Linked DNA regions of Homo sapiens: region 2 is linked to region 1. A link is a contact called in ENCODE Hi-C or POLR2A ChIA-PET data. All regions are on one chromosome and are shown on one strand. Each heading gives the region's core, a stretch centred on a gene start or an enhancer-like site at or near the end of the contact. The rest is flanking DNA. Distances are from core to core; before and after follow the strand shown. Region 1 has its middle 6.5 kb from the start of SNAR-E. Region 2 overlaps ARHGAP35 (Rho GTPase activating protein 35).

Region 1 (5,897 bases), core at 986-3,485:
ACAGCAAGACTCTGTCAAAAACAAAAACAAAAAAACAAAAAAACAAATACAAACAAACAAACAAAACCCCATCACAGTAATGATGGAAGTAGTTTTGGAGGTGGCAAAAGCTGTAGTAATCTTGGCCATAACAGCAATCAGTCTTCGAATTTTGGATCCATGAAGGGAGGAGGATTTGGAGGCAGAAGCCCTGGCCCCTATGGTGATGGAGGCCAATATTTTGCCAAAACATGAAACCAAGATGGCTATGGCAGTTCCAGCAGCCCTGGTGGCCAGGGCGGTGGCAGAAAGCTTTAGTTACTTTGGGGAAATGAAGCTTAGCCAGCAGACAGAGCCAGGGAAATGACAGGGAAGCTCAGGTTACAAACAGACTTGTGAACTCAGCCAGGCACAGGGGTGGCAGGGCCTGTCTGTTATGAAGAAGGTGTGTTTTTTGTGTTTGTTTGCTTTTTTTGAGACGGAGTCTCGCTCTGTCGCCCAGGCTGGAGTGCAGTGGCGCGATCTCGGCTCACTGCAAGCTCCACCTCCCGGGTTCACGCCATTCTCCTGCCTCAGCCTCCTGAGTAGCTGAGATTTACAGGTGCCAGCCACCACGCCCGGCTAATTTTTTTTAATATTTTTTAGTAGAGACGGGGTTTCACCGTGTTAGCCAGGATGGTCTTGATCTCCCAACCTTGTGATCCGCCTGCCTCGGCCTCCCAAAGTGCTGGGATTACAGGCATGCGCCACCGCGCCCGGCCGTGTTTGATTTGAGACAGGCTCTCACTCTGTTGACAAGGCTGGAGTGCAGTGGCATGATCACAGCTCACTGCAGTCTCAACCCCTGGGCTCAAGCAATCCTCTCACCCCAGCTTCCCGAGTAGCTGGGACCACAGGTGCGTGCCGCCATGCCTGCCTATTTTTTTTTTTTTTTTTTGAGACACAGTCTCCCTCCATCGCCCAGGCTGGAGCTCACTGCAAGCTCTGCCTCCTTAGTTCATGGGAGTCTCCTGCCTCAGCCTCCCGAGTACCTGGGATTACAGGCGTGAACCACCACATCCGGCTATTTTTAAAATATTTTTAGTCGAGATGGGGTTTCACTATGTTGGTCAGGCTGGTCTTGAACTCCTGACTTCAAATCATCCACCCACCTCAGCCTCCCAAGGTGCTGGGATTACAGGCGTGAGCCACCACCCTCGGCTCCTGATTTTTTAATATTTTTTAAAGACGAAGTTCCACTATGTTGCCTAGGCTGATCTCAAACTCCCTGGCTTAAGCAATCCTCCCGCCTTAGCCTTCCAAAGTGCTGGGATTGCAGGCATGAGCCACCATACCCAGTGGAAGATGTATTGGAGACAATACTCATGTATATGGACAAAAAACAAAAACAAAAAACTCCAGGACTGTATTTGTGACTAATCGTATAACAGGTTATTTCAGTTTCTCTTCTGTGGAAAGTGCAAAGCATTCCAACAAAGGGTTTTAATGTAGATTTTTGTTTTGCACCCATGCTGTTGATGGCTAAATATAAGTGTCTGATGATAATGTTGAATAAAAAAAAAAAAAACAAAAAAAAAACCTTAGAGGAAGTTTTGCTATAAAGGGAGAAGAGAAATAGTCGCTAGAGGGGGGAATGAGATTGGAGGGTGTTTGGTGGAGTGGATGATATCACAGCAGGTTTTTGTTTTGTTTTGTTTTGTTTTGTTTTGAGACAGATGCCCAGGCTGGAGTGCAGTTGTGCGATCTCGGCTCACCGCAACCTTTGCCTCCTGGGCTCCAGCGATTCTCCTGCCTCAGCCTCCCAACTAGCTGGGACCACAGGCGCCCGCCACCATACCCCGCTAATTTTTTGTATTTTTAGTGGAGACTGGGTTTCGCCATGTTCGTCAGGCTGGTCTCAAACTCCTGACCTCAAGTGATCCGCCCGCCTCAGCCTCCCAAAGTGCTGTGATTACAAGTGTGAGCCACCGCGCTCAGCTCAAATCATCAGTTTTATGCTGATGGGGATGATGCAACAGACAAGGGGAAACCGGAAGATGCAGGAAAGAGATGGGAGAGGGATGGAAGGCGCAGCTGGGATTATCCAAGCACACGAGAGGCATCTGGGAGGAAGGGGTGCGTGGGCGCCAAGGCAGGTGGTGGTGGTGTTGGTGTGGGGAGTTCCCAAAAGTCCCTACTCCAATGACTTCCTTCTTCTCAGTGAAATGGGAAGCAAGAGTAAGTCTCAGTCAGCTGAGAGTGACAGCCACTCAAGTTGGTGCCCTTAAGACCACGCGGGTGGTGGAGCCTGTGGAGTGGAGATCACCTGTCTTTTATTTTCTTTTAAGACATGGGGGCCAGACGTGGTAGCTCATGCCTGTAATCCAAGCACTTTGGGGGGCCGAGGCAGGCGGATCATCTGAGGTCAGCCTGGCCAGCATGGTGAAACCCCATCTCTACTAAAAATAAAAAAGTTAGCCGGGCATGGTGGTGCACGCCTGTAATCTCAGCTACTTGGGAGGCTGAAGCAGAGGCCGCAGTGAGCTGAGATCGTGCCACTGCACTCCAGCCTGCGTGACAAGAGCGAGACTCCATCTCAAAAAAAAAACAAACCAAAAAACTTAAAAATACTCTGGGGTGGCAAACGAAATGTGGTGGCTGGATGGAGCCCTCAGGCCATGTGTTTGCAACCCTGGTGCAACTGCACTAAAGCACAGGCCAGAGTCAGTTCTGGGCTTTTGAGGGGCTCCAGGGTTTAGAGAACAGAAAGTCGAAGAGGAACCTGAGAAAGCCACCAAACAAGGAAGCTTCTTGTTTTTGTTTTTGTTTCTTTTTGAGACAGACTCTCACTCTGTCTCCCAGGCTGGAGTGCAATGGCGCGATCTCGGCTCAATGCAACCTCCACCTCCCAGGTTCAAGCAATTCTCCTGCCTCAGCCTCCCAAGTAGCTGGGATTACAGGTGCCCACCACCATGCCTGGCCAATTTTTGTATTTTTAGAGACGGTGTTTCTTTTTCTTTCTTTTTTCTTTTTTTTTTGAGACAGAGTCTTTCTCTGTCGCCAGGCTGGAGTGCAGTGACGCCATCTTGGCTCACTGCAACCGCTGACTCCCTGGTTCAAGGAATTCTACTAACTCAGCCTCCTGAGTAGCTGGGATTACAGGCACGTGCCACCATGCCCAGCTAATTCTTTGAATTTTTAGTAGAGATGGGGTTTCACCATGTTGGCCAGGATGGTCTCCATCTCCTGACCTCGTGATCCGCCCACCTCGGCCTCCCAAAGTGCTGGGATTACAGGTGTGAGCCACCGTGCCTGGCGGTTTTATTTGTTTTTTGAGACAGGGTCTCACTCTGTTGCCCAGGCTGGACTGCAGTGGCACTATCATGGCTCATTTCAGCCTTGAATTCCCAGGCTTGGGTGATTCTCCCACCTCAGTCTCCTGGGTAGCTGGGATTACAGGTGTATGCCACCAAGTCTGGCTAATTTTTTGTGTTTTTTGTAGAAATGGTGGTTTCAAGGCCGGGCGCGGTGGCTCACGCCTGTAATCCCAGTACACTGGGAGGCCGAGGTGGGCAGATCATGAGGTCAGGAGATCGAGACCATCCTGGCTAACAAGGTGAAACCCCGTCTCTACTAAAAATACAAAAAAAAAAAAAAAATTAGCCAGGCGTGGTGGCGGGCGCCTGTAGTCCCAGCTACTTGGGAGGCTGAGGCAGGAGAATGGTGTGAACCCAGGAGGCAGAGCTTGCAGTGAGCCAAGATCGCGCCACTGCACTCCAGCCTGGGCAACAGAACGAGACACAGTCTCAAAAAAAAAAAAAAAAAAAGAAATGGCGGTTTCATCATGTTGCCCCGGCTGGTCTCAACCTCTTGGGCTCAAGTGATCTGCTCACCTCTGCCTCCGAAAGTGCTGGAATTACAGGTGTAAGCCACCGAGCCCAGCCTCAAGGAAGCTTCTGAACTGTTAGGGGGAGCTCCTGCTCTAGGCCCAGCAGCTTCCAAGGCTTTAAAGGCATAATCCCATTTAATCTTGTAATGACGCTGTGAAGTGGCTCTTGGTATTAGCATTGCAATTCTGAGTATTATCTCCTCTTTGTAGATAAGGAAGATCATTTGCCCAAGGACACACAATGAGCAGATGAGACTGGAACCCAGATTTCTAGAGTGCTAGACTCTGTGTCTTCCCATTCACTTTATTTTTTATTTTATTTTATTTTATTTTTTTGAGACAGAGTCTCACTCTGTTGCCTAGGCTGGAGTGCAGTGGCACGATCTCAGCTCACTGCAACCTCTGCCTCCCAGGTTCAAGTAATTCTCGTGCCTCAGCCTCCCCAGTAGCTGGGATTACAGGCGTGTGCCACTATGCCTGGCTAATTTTTGTATTTTTAGTAAAGATGGGGTTTCACCGTGTTGGTGAGGCTGGTCTCAAACTCCTGACCTCAAGTGATCTGCCCACTTTGGCCTCCCAAAGTGCTGGGATTACAAGCGTGAGCCACCGTGGCCAGCCATAAAATTTTTTTTTTATTATAAAATATCTGGGCTTTTTTTGTTTTTTGTTTTTTAGTTGGGGCCTTGCTCTGTCACTCAGGCTGGAGTGCAGTGGTGCAATCTCAGCTCACTGCAGCCTCCGCCTCCTGGGCTCAAGTGATCCTCCTGTTACGGGATCTTTGGGGTGTTGCTTTTCTGGCCAGAAACCTCTGTGGCTGCAGTGCCTTTGCCCAAGTTCTTGTCCTGTGTCCAGGAAGAATGAGGTACACAGACAAGTGAAGGGTGAAGAAGATGAATAGGAGCTTTATTTAGTCTTAGAACAGCTCAGAGGAGACCGTCAGTGGGCAGCTCCTCTCAGTAGGCAGGTCACCCCATCGAGTGTTCAGCTCTCAGCAGAGATGAGGCCCTGAAGAGGGTGGTTCCTCTCGGCAGGCAGGTCATGTAGGCGTCTCTGCAGGTCTCTGAAGCTCTCAGTAGAGAGGGTAGCTCCTCTGTGCAGGTGGTAATCCCATTGTCTCTCTGTCCTCTGCCCTCTGCCCTGCTCTGGTGGAGCCTGGGGCTTTTATGGACCTCAGAGAGGAGGAAGTACGTGCTGGTTGGTCCATGGGCTGCCATGCGTGGGCCCAGAGGAGGTACAAGTCCCCACTCTTGTCTGTGGGGTTGGCAGCCTGGCCCCCAGCCTTCAGGCCCTCCCTGGCAAGAAGGTGGGGCCTTACTAGGGACCCCCCACCAACTTCTGCCCAGGAATCCGTCTGCCTCCTGCTGCCATTCATGGCCCCAGGACTGGACCCCAACCCCGATCCCAGATCAGAGCTGGCGCTGGGAGAGAAGAGAGGCCAGGCAGCAGGAGAAGACACCCAGCAGTCTGCAGAGATTGGGGGGGCCTTCCCGGCCTCTGAGAGTGCAGGCTGCAGAGAGGCCCAGGTCCTCAGCCTCAGAGGGCGGCCACAGCTGCATCCGGGGAGCTCCTGCCCTGCCAACTCGGAAGGGGTGGGGCTCCCACTTGTCCCCGGCTCTTGCTCACTCTGTGGAGCTGGAGGCCTAGGTTGGCAGCCATGGGGGCAGCTGCAGCTGCACCCGGGAGGGCAGACCCTACCTACTTCTGGCCCCTGCAAGAGCACAGGAAGGCTCAATCCACAGTGGCGGTTTGGGCGGCTGCAGTGGCATCTGGGGAACTCCCACCACAGCTCAGAAGGGGCAGGGCTTCCACCGGCTCCATGGAGTGTGTAGCCCCAGCCGCACCTCCCTGCTGCAGCCGGTGTAATGACAGCAGCCACTGCCATCACTCCTGCCTCAGTCTCACTAGTAGCTGGGACTACAGGCGTGCACCACCACGCTAGGCTGATTTTTAAAATTTTTAGCAGAGACAGGGGTCTCCCTATGTTGCGCAGGCTGGTCTCGAACTACTGAGCTCCAGCTCGGCCTCCTGCCTCAGCCTCCCAAAGTGCTGG
Region 2 (5,897 bases), core at 1,400-3,899, 170 kb before region 1:
CAGCCTGCCCTTTGGGAGTCAAGACACTTAGTTTTTTCTAACAACAACAACAACAACAAACAACCCATCCTGCTCCAGTGTGTGGTCAGGGGTAGACAGGAGTCCAGGGGCGTGGGCCGGGAGAGAAGGTGGCCTATGGAGGAGACCCCAGCCTCCACACTGCGCTCACCCCTTTGCTTGGCTTGGCTCCAGGTGGCTCTGCTCTTGCTCAGGGGGCGTGGGCTGGGAGCTGCACCTCTTCCTGGGACATCATACTTTTGAACTTAGGGGCCATCGACTGAGACAACAAGAAACGTCCAAGGGAGGCATTTTTGGGCCAGTTGAACCAAGACAGCCTGGACACAGATCCAGCAATTTAGTACAATAGAGACCCCAAGAACTCAGGAGGGAGGGGAGGGGACAGACAGAGGGCACAGGGACCTTACCGATTAGCTTCCCATACCTCTTACAAAACAGACACACCAGGCCTCACAAAGCCAGAATACCGGTCCAAGGTCAAACAAAGTGGCGGCAGAGACCCTGTTCCCAAAGAACACTCCTGCCCTGGCTGTGCTGCGCCACTTGCCATCACTGGCAGCCAGGCTGCCAACCAAGCTCTAGGCCTGGGTCTGCTGCTGCCAGCTCGGTGCCTGGAGGAAAGTCCCTGCTGGCCGCCGCTGACCATCTGCACGCCTGCATCGCCAGGAAAGGGAAAGCCCGGCTCAAGGTCACAGCCCTTCAGTGATCACGCAGGCTCGTCCGGCGTCGGCTCTCCCCGCCCCAGGTGGTAAACAACTCCAAGGCCAAGACCTCACTCTGCAGGGCTCAGGATGGAGAATCCAAGCTGTCCTTCCCCTGGAGACACGGCTTTGCAATCACCTGTTGAATGTCCTGTCCCACCAGACTGAGCCTGGGACCACATATGTGTGTGCCCACTGCCATCTGTCCCTGTCCACACGGGGCCTGGCTAGCTGTGAAATTAATGACCCCGTACGTGGGTGTGAGAAGCACCCCCGTGCCCTCGGGCAGCTATGTGGACAGATCAAAGGAAGGCAGGATCCCAGAACCAGTAACGTCCCAAGGCAGCTGGTGAACAAGAGCCCAGAGAGCAGCAGGGCCGTCCCCTGGTAACCTAGGCTGCACTGTTATCTCTAGCCCCAACAGTCTCATCTGTCAAATGGAAAGGCCGAGACAATGAGCTGGCATCCTGAACCATGTTCGGGTCACACATCCCCTTCAACAATGTGATGAAAATGACTGGTCTCTCCTTAAATTAAAAAGACTGAATTTTGTGAGCTATTACAGGGAGTTAATGCGGACCCTGGAGCCACAGGTCCTTTGGTCCTGACCCTCTGGCTTGAGACGGAGCCAGCTCTAGCACCCCTTCCAGCACAAAAGCCATAGGACAGGGCCTGTGGACACCAGCTGGACGGGGTCGACTCCAGATAGGCAGGGAGGAGGGAGTCACAGAGACGGGGAGAAACCAGGCAAGAGCGACTCTTGAAGGTGGGGGTGGGCTACAGGTAGGAGACAGAACAGGCAGCGCAAGCCTTTTCTTCTGCCTCCTGAAACCCTGGCCCATCTCCCCTGTGAAGCCCTCTTCCTCGCGCCTTCCTTGCTGGGGTTTGTGCACTTCAAGCTCAGCTTTGCTCTGTCTTCAGAGAACTTCATTTGCACCCACGTACGCAGGGACTCAAGCCCCGGCTTGCCACTCCCTAGCGGTGTGACCCTGGGCAGGCTGTATCACCTCTGAGAAGCTGTTTCCTTCTCTGTAAAATGGAGATGTATTATAATACCATCTTCCTCAAAGGAAGATCAGTGGTGGGAATCAAGTGCCTCGTGGAGAGCCGGGCCCAGCCTAGGCAGGCACACAGGCCATGGGCGGTGCGGTTGCTGCTGCTGTTCATTTCTGAATCTCCCACGTGTCACCTTGAGTGTGGGAGGAAAATAACTGGCAAATAATCACAAACGTCTCTATTTTGCGAGTACATTTTCAGCAGTGTTCAATATTGTGAAATTCTGGAGCTAACAAAACCATTTGCTAGTGACCTTGATATTTGTTGTGATGGGATTTGAAACTGGTTCCAAGGCCTGAACATATAGAGACACAATTGCTCTCAGGGATTAAGTAGAAAGAACTGGTCAAGTTGATGTAGCCATGGAAACCCCAGCCAGTCTGGGAAGAGCTACTTTGGGGCACAATCATCTTTTTTCCATAATATCCCTTAACACTACTAACTTTTGCACTGCCTGGTATCTGCGGCTCAGTTGAACCTGGCCCTGCAACATCCACAGCCCAGCTTTTCAGTCAACTGCTATGGCCGGGAGAGGTGCCATGTCAGCAAGATCTTCTCCTCTCCCACCCGCTTCGGTCAGGTTCAAGACAACGGAGCCCCCGCTGAGTACCGTCGGGGACAGGAAACACACAATGGGAAGAGGAAGTGGGAAACCTCCACCCTTTCCCAGGCTGCTGCAGTAGCAGCGGCCAGAAGCCACCTCCTGAGCAGTGGAAGCTGGGTGAGAGCTGCTGTGGGAAGGGTGGCTGATTCCCTATCAATAGCACCTCCCGTTCCTGCCGGCCCCACAACCCTACACAAAAAGGTGCTGTGTCAGCAGTTCCCGCAGAAACAATGGGGTTCTGCCGGGTGGCAGGATTTCACGCACCTCTAGATGGCGCCAAGTCAAGACAAATGCAGACAGGAATTCCCGGCTTCCAGCAAACTGGGTATCAGTCTACGCCTTCCTCTTTTCCTAACTTCCACTGTGAGACAAGCTTCCGTGGAAAGAAAGCTGGCTCCAGAATAGAGATTTCCCATGCGACTTCACATCTGTGCCTGCCTGGAGCCTGCTGGAGAAGTGACTGCTGGGAAAGCCTCTATCTTCAGACAGCAGGATCAGGGGAGAAGCCTGCAACTGTCCCCACCCACTAACTCCCCTGGAGAAACCCTGACTCCCGTCTTCAGAAAGCAGGCTACTCTATGACCCTCCCAGGAGTACCACGCTCTCCTGCCCCATCCCTGTGGGCTTAGATAGGGTCAGGAGCTGTGAACAATTCCAGTCAGCTAAGAGAGTGTGGACAGAATAAGGTGAAGGTGGCATCCAGATTGTGAAAACAGACACCATAGGAAGTGCAGACCCTGGAAGGATGAGCTTGGAGGCCCCGCAGCCCTGTCACTATTGAGGCTCTGACAGTTCAGGGGTGGGCTTCTTGCACACCTGTCTCCTTCAGATGCTACTAAGAGTCAGTGACCCAGGACTCGGGGCCATGCTGATCCATCACCTCCCTCAAATTTCTGCCTACACCATCAGGCTTGTGAATAAATTGTGCTTGTTTAAAGCTCCCTCTTTAGAGGTGGGCAGTGACAAGATGAGACTAATGTCTTGCCCCTGAGGAACACGTCTCCTTTCCTCTTCCCCACCCTCTGGTTGCTGGATCACAGGTGGCTGTGATCTCTGGGCAGCTAGCAGAGACACTCCCTTCTGCAGCTGCACAGCAAGGGCTGCTGCTGGGTCTTGGCCTGCCAGAGGCACAAAGCAGGAAGGCTGCTGATGACTTAAAAGGTAGTGAGGGCCACATGGTGGGACGCTCTGAGAGGTCAGGCATCCTCTGTGGTACTACACAAAGTCCAGGGAAAGGCTGGCCAGTGAGAAGGCTCGCCCATCTGGACAAACACCTCTACAGAGAGGCAGGCTGGGGCAGGAACAACTGATGAGGCAAGGTGGCATGGCACACAGGATACCATTAAAACCAGAGGTGCTAATTTGCTACAGCATCAAATGATTACTTGGCCAGGGCCACTGGAGTCATCTCTTTCCCTCCAGAGGCCGGCTTCCTAAGAGGCTGTAGGACCCTAGACCCATGTTAACTTCATTACATGAGAGGTAGGAGAAGACAGGTAAGAAGAGGGGAAAGAAAAATAAGACCTACTATTAAATAGGCTATTCACAGCCTCACTTCTAGGCCTTTCCGAATAGAATTTCATCCGCAGGAGTAGGGATGGTAACAACGGCAGGACACAAGGGGCAGGGAAGGTTAAGTCGGCCACAAGCGAAGGAGCCAAGTCTGACACCGAAACCATGCTCTTAACTAATGAGAGTTTGGGGGAAACCTGCAACTCTCTTGGTGTAACCCTCAGATAAGCACCTAAGGTCTACAAGGGCAGGAGCCCGATTTGCAAGTCCCATTGCTGTCATCTGGTTAATTCCCTTGCCCTCTGTCCTTCAAACCTCAGCTCTAACAGCCAGCATCCATTCTGAGGGCAGGACCTATTCTTCCAGTGCCAAGCCCTTTCTCCCTCAATCCGCCCAACACTGGGCTGCCGGTACTCACTGTGTGCTTCCACCAAGTCGATCTGCATGTTATACGGGACCAGGGGGTCAGGCAGTTCTGAGAAAAAGCTCTTCATGGCACCAGCCACGGTATTCACCGTAAAGTCTTTCTCTGCCAGGTCCAGGTTGTGGTCTGAAAGGAAGTCAGGAGAGTGAGGCCAAACCATTCTAAGCCAGGCAGAAGCATCAGGACAACTCGGGGCTCAGGAGAGGCTAGAGAAACCTCAAGGAGCCAGAGACGGCCTCAGGACTGGCAAGGATTGGAGGGGTGGGACTTGTGAGCGCTAACGCGAGTTCTGAGGTTCAGGCATGGGCTGGCCCCAGCACCTCTTTCCGAGACTGCTGAACTGCCCCTTCTACCACTCTCGGGGCAGGGGTGCTACCCCCACATGCTGGTTTTTGGTGCCAGGAGCTTGCCTTCATCTGGCTTTGATATGCTGTTGCCTCTTCCTTACTCCCTTCCCATCACAGAAGAAGGAGGCGGCTTTCCTAAAGGGTGGCTCGCTTTCCAGGTAGGTCACAAAGATGTTAGCAACCACTGTGACTGCTGCCTCCATCCTTGTCCCCTATGGTGGGAGGGCAAATAGGCTCATTTTTTCTCTCTCTGGCCCTTCCCAGCCACAGGCACCGCTGACCCATGTCATGCTTTCCTTCTCATTGCATACATACTTCAGTGCGTTCCTGATGACGAAGAAATCTCTACAGATGGACAGTACCAGGTTCCACTATGGGGGAGGTAAGCTGGTACAGGATCTCCCATATATACAAATGCATCCCACACTGGGGGCTCTACCCTCACTTTGGCCTCGTGTCTCCCACAGATTAGCAGGCGTTTCCCTGTCCTGCGGTCCCCTCTGCCTGCTGCCGGCCAGCTGAGCCCGACTGCGGTGCTGCAAGGCGCAAGGGCCGCCCACCTGGGAAGTGGGTGTGGTGTCCACTCTGGGTGGTGCCTCCTGCCCTGGCTGCTGATAGATGGGAATGTGCCCTGCTCTGGTGCTTTTGCTTCTGGCACTGGGGGACGTGGCTTCTCATCCCACAGTGTGGGCAATTCCAAGAGGTAGTTTGGCTGCCTGACTTTAGGCCTCTTGAAGCTGGCTCAGCTTAGGAGAAGGGAGTCCCTGCCAAGAGCTATGTAACTTGGGTCTCTGTCCCAAGGGCTCAGCTCCTCACACGATGGTCCCTCACTTTCTCTGGTGCTGGGACTTTGTGAGGAGGGTAGATCTGAGGCCCTGGCAAAACAGGATCACATCTCAACCCGACTTGTATATCATGTGCCTGCAACTAGCTCTGCATGGGAAAACAGGCAAAGCTCTTCAGTGTGGTGAGGGAGGCATGTGCCCGGGCAACCTGGAAGAGCATCTGTGAGTGGCAGTGTGGGGAGTGGCCTACATGACCCAGCTTGGGCAGGGATGGTGCTTCGGTTCACTGACAGGACCCGGTCCCCTCCTCCCCGCTGCAGCCACACATGGTCTCTTTCTCAGTCTCAGCACCTCGTGGCTTTGGGTCTGTGCTGGCAGGAGTGCTCCGAAGCCCCACAGACAGTTCACCGAGGCAGCTGTGTCTGCCTTGACCAGCTCTGGCCTCGGATG

Evidence for each region. Hi-C counts contacts between places; a loop is a spot of excess contacts on that map. ChIA-PET counts read pairs that join two places held with the same protein, here RNA polymerase II (POLR2A). Pooled maps may share reads with other maps.
Region 2: a loop to region 1 is called in a pooled map, with 3 times the contacts of the local background. The contact joins two enhancer-like sites. A Hi-C loop is called at or near these places in 2 of 50 pooled maps. POLR2A ChIA-PET finds 5 or more read pairs at or near these places in 6 of 52 experiments (BJ, Caco-2, GM12878 and 3 more).

Annotation. Positions count from the first base shown.
Region 1 is chr19:46,821,294-46,827,190 of GRCh38, reverse strand. No RefSeq gene overlaps it. Among named protein-coding and RNA genes, the nearest start is that of SNAR-E, 6.5 kb to the left of the region's middle. RefSeq lists enhancers at 5,272-5,331, 5,502-5,621. Within about 2 kb of position 2,235, at least 7 of the 41 ENCODE cell types and tissues checked have a DNase peak (open chromatin) inside an H3K27ac peak, as active enhancers do.
Region 2 is chr19:46,988,088-46,993,984 of GRCh38, reverse strand. It overlaps ARHGAP35 (Rho GTPase activating protein 35), which reads right to left. Exons shown (of 7, transcript NM_004491.5): 5 at 4,310-4,441. Among named protein-coding and RNA genes, the nearest start is that of NPAS1, 29 kb to the left of the region's middle. Within about 2 kb of position 2,649, at least 19 of the 41 ENCODE cell types and tissues checked have a DNase peak (open chromatin) inside an H3K27ac peak, as active enhancers do.